Regions from separate parts of the Homo sapiens genome. Here region 1 is linked to region 2. The links are chromatin contacts, found by Hi-C or POLR2A ChIA-PET in ENCODE. All regions are on one chromosome and are shown on one strand. Each heading gives the region's core, a stretch centred on a gene start or an enhancer-like site at or near the end of the contact. The rest is flanking DNA. Distances are from core to core; before and after follow the strand shown. Region 1 holds the start of PKN1 (protein kinase N1). Region 2 holds the start of LINC01842 (long intergenic non-protein coding RNA 1842).

Region 1 (3,925 bases), core at 738-3,237, 100 kb after region 2:
GCCTGCCTCTGCTTCCCAAAGTGCTGGGATTACAGGCGTGAGCCACCACACCTGGCCCCCTCTTTTTTCTTTTTTTAGATGGAATCTTGCTCTGTCGCTCAGGCTGGAGTGCAATGGCACGATCTCGGCTCACTGCAATCTCCGCCTCTTGGGTTCAAGCTATTCTCCTGCCTCAGCCACCCGAGTAGCTGGGATTACAGGCATGCGCCACCACGTTCAGCTAATTTTATATTTTTTAGCAGAGATGGGTTTCACCATATTGGCTAGGCTGGTCTCGAACTCCTGACCTCCAGTGATCCATCCACCACCCACCTTGGCTTCCTAAAGGGCTGGGATTACAGGGGTGAGCCACTGCACCCAGCCGTTTTTTTTTTTCTTTCTTTTTTTAGACAGGGTCTCGCTCTGTCACCCAGGCTGGAGTGCAGGGGCATCATGATTTCTCCCCACAGTGATGCATTCTCGGCCTCTTGAGCTCAAGCGATCCTCCCGCCTCAGCCTCCTGGTAGCTGGGACTACAGGCGTGCGCCACCATGCCCGGCTGGATGGGTTCTGGATCAGCATAATTCTCCTCCTTCTCTCTTTCTGTTGTTAGTATCTCCCAAAGAGTTGCTCAGAGGAAAAAATAAGAGAGAAAACATCGCGCCCTGGTTTCTGGGACGACTGAAACCACGCAGAGCCACGGGTAACCAAGGTACCCGCAGCCCACGGCGCTTCCTCGGGTCCCAAAGGGCGCCAATGTGCAGGCACCGCCGCCAGGGAGCGCTCCCTGCCGGAGCCCCGGAGACCAAGGTTTGGCTCCCTCGCCTGGTTTCCGAAGGAGTGAGGGTCCGACGGCGGCCACGAACAAAGCTGCACGCTCTGCAGACCCCGGAGATCCCCTAGAAATTCCGCAGAGGCCTCCACTCTCCGCTTGGGCACGAGTCTGCATTTATGGAGCGCCATCTGCATGCAGCAGCCCCGAAAAAGAAGGCGATGCCCATTTTATAGCGGGGAAAACTGAGACTCAGAGGCCACAGGGGTCCCCAGGATGAACAGCAAGTTGGGATTCAAACCTCTTTTAATAACAATAACGATAATAGAGGCTGGGCGCGGTGGCTCAGGCCTGTGTAATCTCAGCACTTTAGGAGACCGAGGCGGGCGGATCACCTGAGATCAGGAGTTCGAGGCCAGCCTGGCCAATATGATGAAACCCCGTCTCTACTAAAAATACAAAAATTAGCCGGGTATGGTGGTGGGCACCTGTAATCCCAGCTACTCAGGAGGCTGAGGCAGAAGAATCACTTGAATCCGGGAGGCGGAGGTTGCAGTGAGCCGAGATCGCGCCACTGCACTCCAGCATGGGCAACAGAGCGAAACTCCGTCCAAAAATAGCAAAACAACAAACAAACAATTACGATAACATTAAAAGTGACAGCAGCTAACACTTATGGAGCGTCTAGTGTGTTCTCAGCTCTTGGCCTGCACTGTCTTATTGAATTTTACCAACACCGAGGAGGTGAGCGCATCATTCCCATTTCACAGATGAGGTGCCTGGAAGGGTTTGTCTCCCTCAAGGCGTAAAGCGCTAGGATTTGAATGCAGATCCGCCCAGAGCTTGTCTCCAGGTAACGGGGAAACTTCCATGCCCTTGAATAGGGGACCACAGATGCAGGCGTCCCGAGCTTGCAAATGCACCGGGGTAGGGTGGGGTGGGGGGTTATTCTGTTTGTTTTTTTCAGGGGTCCCGGGAGGCCCAAAGGCCTCCGCCGCTCTCGGCTTGAACGCGTGGAACCGTTCTCCTCGGGTTCCCGCGCGCTCCAATGGGGGACCCCTCGGCAGCGTGCGGTCGTCTCGGGACCCGGAAAGAGGAAAGGTGGGGAGCCGATGGGGATGCTCCGGGCTCGGGAGACCGAGGGGGCGGACGGGCGGGACCCCGCAGCCCCGGGGGCCTCTGGGAACCCGTCCCCCCTCGGCCCCGCCCCCTCCCCGGGCGCCGACCTCCGGGGTCACGTGACCAGGCCCGGCGGCCGCTGGGGCCGGAGGGCGCGGCGCGGGGACGCGGCGGCCTGGCCAGGCGAGGCGGGAGCCGAGCAGGCCGGAGCGGGCCGCGCGCCGGGGAGGGTCGCGCCGCGCCCGCCCCCTCCCCGCCACGCCCGGGGCGCACGCGCGCTCCTCTGGCCGCCCCTCCCTCCGCGCGGGGACCCCTGGCGGGCGGCAGGAGGACATGGCCAGCGACGCCGTGCAGGTAGGCGCACCTGCGTCTGGAGTCCCGGGGCGACCGGACGGCGCCGGCGGACCCCGCCCGCGCGCTGCCGGGGGAGCCCCCCCAGCCCCCGGAACGGGACTCGGGTGACGATGGCAAGGGCGGGGGCCTCCGGAGCGCCCGGCGCCCCCTCCCTGGGCCGGGACTGTGGAGCCAGCGAGGCCCCCTTCTCGGCAGGTGGCGATGTGGACTGGGCTGGTTTGGGGGCGATCCCGGAGGCAACCCCTGCTACACCCTCAAACTCGGCCTCTCCTGGAGAACTAGAAGGGGCGCGGCGGAGGCTCTACTTCGGGTGTCTGTGGCTGGCTGGGCGTCCCAGTGCCTCTCGTCCGCCCCCAAACTCATCCCCCTCCCCAGGGTTGGGTACCCGGCAGGTGCCGCTCCACCTGGGGCACGTGCCTGGCGCAGTGCCCTGGGAGGGGAGGAGGCTGCTGGGCCCGGCCCGTGCCCTTCCCCCGCATAACAAAGCTCCAGCCACCCCCGCCTCTAGACAGCTTTATGATGTTCCAGACGCCACCCAGATTGGCACCTGTTGGCGGAAGTACCCGAGTCACTGCATTAGGTCGGGGGAATGGGGACCCCCACTCCCACCCTTGGGCTGTCAGGTGGAACCTTCTCCTGGGTGGGGAGTGTCTCAGTCAACAGGCCAGGGATGCTCCCATATATAGAATCCTACTTTTTTGCATGGTGGCTGGGCATGGCTGGGTCACCCCCACCCTGCTAACACACACACGTGACTGGCACCAGCCTCCCGCCCAGCCAGATTCCCCTTGTGCCACCTGGTGGGGATCACTGACCTGGACTCATCTTCCCCGTCTGTGACAAGCACGGCCAGGGTGACTGCCAACCTTCTTTGGTTCAAGTGACCCAAATCTGAGAAATGTCTGTGCCTCAGTGTCCCCATTAGCACCTCACCATCCAGTTCATTGTCCTGTGGTTGTTGTGTAACTGGGTTCTCGTCTCCTTCTGCACCTGCCCCCGGCCCCTTTGTGTCTCCCCGGTAACCCCCGGTCCCTCCCGCCTTCCCAGTCCTGCTGATGGCCTGCCGGCCTTGCCGAGGAGCTGGGCGTATCTGGTGTTGCCGATCACACAAGGTCAGACCTCAAGGCCGGGATGGGCCGGGGTCCCTGCCTCTACCCCCGGCCCAGGGAGGGCTGTGTAGGAATCCCCGGGTGCATGCATGCGCTTGGCGCATCCCACACATGACCCAGACAGGCTGTGATTCCTGCAACGAGGCTGGACCCACGCCCTGGTCCCCCCTTCCCATCTCCTCCCCAGTCTCTTCCCCGCTCCTGGTCATCCCTCTCTCATGGTTGCTTGGGCCTGCTGCCCTGTCCCTCTGTCTGTCCCAACGTGTGCCTGTCTGTTCTGTGTCCTGCAAACGGATGTCCTGTCCAGATTCCGGAAACGCCCAAGGCATTGAAATCTCCGGATGTGGGAGTCTAGGTCCCTGGCTGCTCTGGCAAGATGGGGATTATGGGAGGCAGGTCCTCTGGGTCTGAGGTCTCCGCTCCATGGTGGGCAGCGGAGGAGCAGGGGTTCTCCATAGGACAGGCCAGGCCAGGGCCCTGAGTCCTGGGTTTGCCTTGCTGGCCCTCAGGTGACCCCTGTGCCTTGGGTAGAAGTGAGTCACTCAGGGGAGGAGAACCCAGGAGCCCAGCCTCCCTCCCTCTGTGCATTACA
Region 2 (3,533 bases), core at 887-3,386:
AGTGAGACTCCATCTCAAAAAATATATAAAATAATTAATTTTAAAAAATAAAGTTAGACTTACCATTCATCCCAGCAATTCCATTGCTATACATTTACCCAAGAGAAAAGAAAGAATATATCCATATAAAGACTTGTTGGCAAATGTTCATAGCAGATTTGTTCAATTATTGCTGAAAAACTGGAAACAATCAAAATATCTACAGACAGGAGAATATAAATTAAGGCCCATCCATAGGATGTAGTAATTCTTAGCAACAAAAAGGAACAAACTACTGATTCACACAATGTTGATAAATCTCAGAATGCATGATGCTGAGTGGAAGAGAGACCACACTGTGTGATTTTATTTATCTGAAATTTTGCAAAAGGCTCAACTAATCTAAGGTGATAGAAATCAGAATAGTAGCCAGGTGCAGTGACTCACGCCTATAATCCCAGCACTTTGGGAGGCCGAGGTGGGCAGATCACTTGAGGCCAGGACTTTAAGACCAGCTTGGCCAACATGTCAAAACCCCATCTTTACAAAAAATACAAAAATCAGCGGGGTGTGGTGGCGTGTGCCTGTAATTTCAGCTACTTTGGAGACTGAGACATGAGAATCGCTTGACCCTGGGAAGTGGAGGGTGCAGTGAGCTGAGATCGTGCCACTGCACTCCAGCCTGGGCAACAGAGTGAAACTGTCACACACACAAAAAGAATTCAGGATAGTGGGCCCCACCCTATGGCTCACACCTGTAATCTCAGCACTTTGGGAGGCTGAGACAGGAGGATCGCTTGAGGCCAGGAATTCAACATCAGCCTGGATAACAGCAAGACCCTGTCTGTCTCTACAAAAAATACAAAAATTAGCTGGGCTTGGTGGTGAGGGCCTGTAGTTCCAGCTACTCAGAGGCTGAGACAGGAGAATTGCTTGAGCCTAGGAGGTAGAGGCTTCGGTGAGCTATGGTTGCACCACTGCACTCCAGCCTGGGCAACAGAGCAAGACCCTGTTTCTAAAAAGAAAAGAAAAGAGGCCGGGCACGGTGGCTCACGCCTGTAATCCCAGCACTTTGGGAGGCCGAGGCAGGCGGATCACGAGGTCAGGAGATCGAGACCATCCTGGCTAACATGATGAAACCCCGTCTCTACTAAATAATACAAAAAACAATTAGCCGGACGTGGTGGCCGGCGCCTGTAGTCCCAGCTTGTCGGGAGGCTGAGGCAGAAGAATGGCGTGAACCTGGGAGGCAGAGCTTGCAGTGAGCCGAGATCGCACCACTACACTCCAGCCTGGCTGACAGAGCGAGACTCTGTCTCAAAAAACAAAAAACAAAAAAAAAAAGAAAAGAAAAGAAAAATCAGGCCGGGCCTGGTGGCTCACACCTGTAATCCCAGTGCTTTGGGAGGCCGAGGCGGGCGGATCATCTAAGGTTGGGAGTTTGAGACCAGCCTGACCAGCATGGTGAAACCCCATCTGTACTAAAAATACAAAAATTAGCTGGGCATGGTGGTGCATGCCTGTAATCCCAACTACTCAGGAGGCTGAGGCAGGAGAATCGCTAGAACCCGGGAGGCAGAGGTTGCGGTGAGCCCAGATCGTGCCATTGCACTCCAGCCTGGGCAACAAGAGCAAAACTCCATCTCAAAAAAAAAAAAAAAAAAAAAAAAAAATCAGTGGAGTGGCTGTGGGTGGGGAATGGATGAAGGGACATTGATTTCTGGGCCGTCTGAATGGAAGTGTTCCTTACTTTGATGGGGTGGGGACACGGGGTCGTGCATGCAAATAATATGTGCAGGCTTGGGACTTCACCGCATGTAAATTAACTCTCAATAAAGTTCCAGGAAAAGTAATTCCAATTCCAGCAACCGGATTTTGGGCTCAGTTCGGAGGCTAGCCTGCAAGCCTTGCTGGTGGGTGGCCTGTAGGGGTGACAGGAAACCCCCCGGGCCTCCGCTCTTTAGGGGAGGGGGAGCCTCGCCCTTGCCCCCCTCCGGGACGAGCGGGCAGATCTAAAAGCTTCCCTACCGCCGCCCAGGCGGTCGATAGCAGACTCCCAGGCTCCGTTTCTGCCTGCCCGGCAGCCCGGGCCCTTCCCGCCAGCCCAGCCCCTGGGAGGGGACCCGAGCCGGGCGGAGCCTCCTCCGGAGCCGCACGCCGGGCTCGGCTCACCCTCCCCGGATGCCGCTCCTCCTCCATCCCCAGAAGTTTCAGCCACTGAGATTCCCCTTGTCCCGGAGGCTGGAGGGGAAGACCCAGGCGGCTGCGCTTTGGAGGCTGGACCATCGTGGGGCTTGTCTGTGCCCACTTTTCCCCCATTCAAGAGTTACCACTGCCAGGCGCAGTTGCTCAGGCCTGCAAACCCAGCACTTTGGGATGGCAAGACAGGAGGATCGCTTGAGCCCAGGAGCTTGAGAACAGCCTGGACAACATGGTAAGACCGCATCACTATATTAAAAAAAAAAAAAAAAAAAAAAAAAAAAAAAAAAGGCTGGGCGCGGTGGCTCACGCCTGTAATCCCAGCACTTTGGGAGGCCAAGACCGGCAGATCACAAGGTCAGGAGATTGAGACCATCCTGGCTAACACGGTGAAAACCCGTCTCTACTAAAAATACAAAAAATTAGCCAGGCGTGGTGGCGGGCGCCTGTAGTCCCAGCTACTCAGGAGGCTGAGGCAGGAGAATGGCGTCAACCCAGGAGGCGGAGCTTGCAGTGAGCCGAGATCGCGCCACTGCACTCCAACCTGGGCGACAGAGCAAGACTCCGTCTCAAAAAAAAAAAAAAAAAAAAAAAAAGAGGCTAGGTGCGGTGACTCACGCCTGTAACCCCAGGAGTTTGTGACCAGCCCGGCCAACATGGTGAAACCCCGTCTCTACTAAACACACACACACACACACACACACACACACACACACTCTTAGCCGGGTGTGGTGGCGGGCGCCTGTAATCCCAGCCACTCGGGAGGCTGAGGCAGGAGAATTGCTTGAACCTGGGAGGCGGAGCTTGCAGTGAGCCAAGATCGTGCCATTGCACTCCAGCCTGGGCTACAAAAGCGAAACTCCGTCTCAAAAAAAAAAAAAAAAAAAAAAAATTCAAGCCTAGTGGATTGGAAATACCACTTTCCCTGTCTTCCTTCATCCTTTCCTTAGTCACTATCTAGACACCCTTTTTACTGGGAGTCTGGGTTACAGGGTTACATTAACCAGAACCTTAAAGAGAAAAATACTGTAATTGCAAAAACGACCAGCCTTTTAAAATGGAACAAAAGAGACTAGAAAATATCAGAACCCACTGCACAGTAGAAATATGACTATGACTTCCTGAAACTTTTGTTTTAGTTCCAAACCTGGGTAGAAGGCCTACGTTGCAATGTAAAAAATTAATTCTTTGATTTGTGATCAAAGTGCTTGAAAGATGTGGTTATATATGATGTTTGAAATTGGTTTTCTTTTTTTTTTAATTAATATATCACAGAGGTCACGCTGTGTCAATGAATATAAGTTTTAGCACTTGAATTTTCTTTTCTTTTTTTTGAGACTGAGCCACCTTATCAC

The links. A loop is a pair of places that touch in the nucleus more often than their neighbours do. ChIA-PET counts read pairs that join two places held with the same protein, here RNA polymerase II (POLR2A). Pooled maps may share reads with other maps.
Region 1: a pooled map shows a loop between it and region 2 (2.9-fold over the local background). The contact joins the promoter of PKN1 here to the promoter of LINC01842 in region 2. A Hi-C loop is called at or near these places in 2 of 50 pooled maps. POLR2A ChIA-PET finds 5 or more read pairs at or near these places in 5 of 52 experiments (GM12878, HEK293, Panc1 and 2 more).

Annotation. Positions count from the first base shown.
Region 1 is chr19:14,431,319-14,435,243 of GRCh38, forward strand. PKN1 (protein kinase N1) reads left to right here and starts at 1,988. Exons shown (of 22, transcript NM_002741.5): 1 at 1,988-2,224. The coding sequence starts at 2,204. RefSeq lists enhancers at 728-1,007, 1,882-2,455, 2,456-3,028, 3,779-3,925 and silencers at 1,738-2,077, 2,248-2,317, 2,608-2,717.
Region 2 is chr19:14,331,607-14,335,139 of GRCh38, forward strand. LINC01842 (long intergenic non-protein coding RNA 1842) reads left to right here and starts at 2,137. Exons shown (of 2, transcript NR_134916.1): 1 at 2,137-2,413. All of the region lies in intron 1 of LINC01841 (long intergenic non-protein coding RNA 1841), which reads right to left. RefSeq lists an enhancer at 2,159-2,834.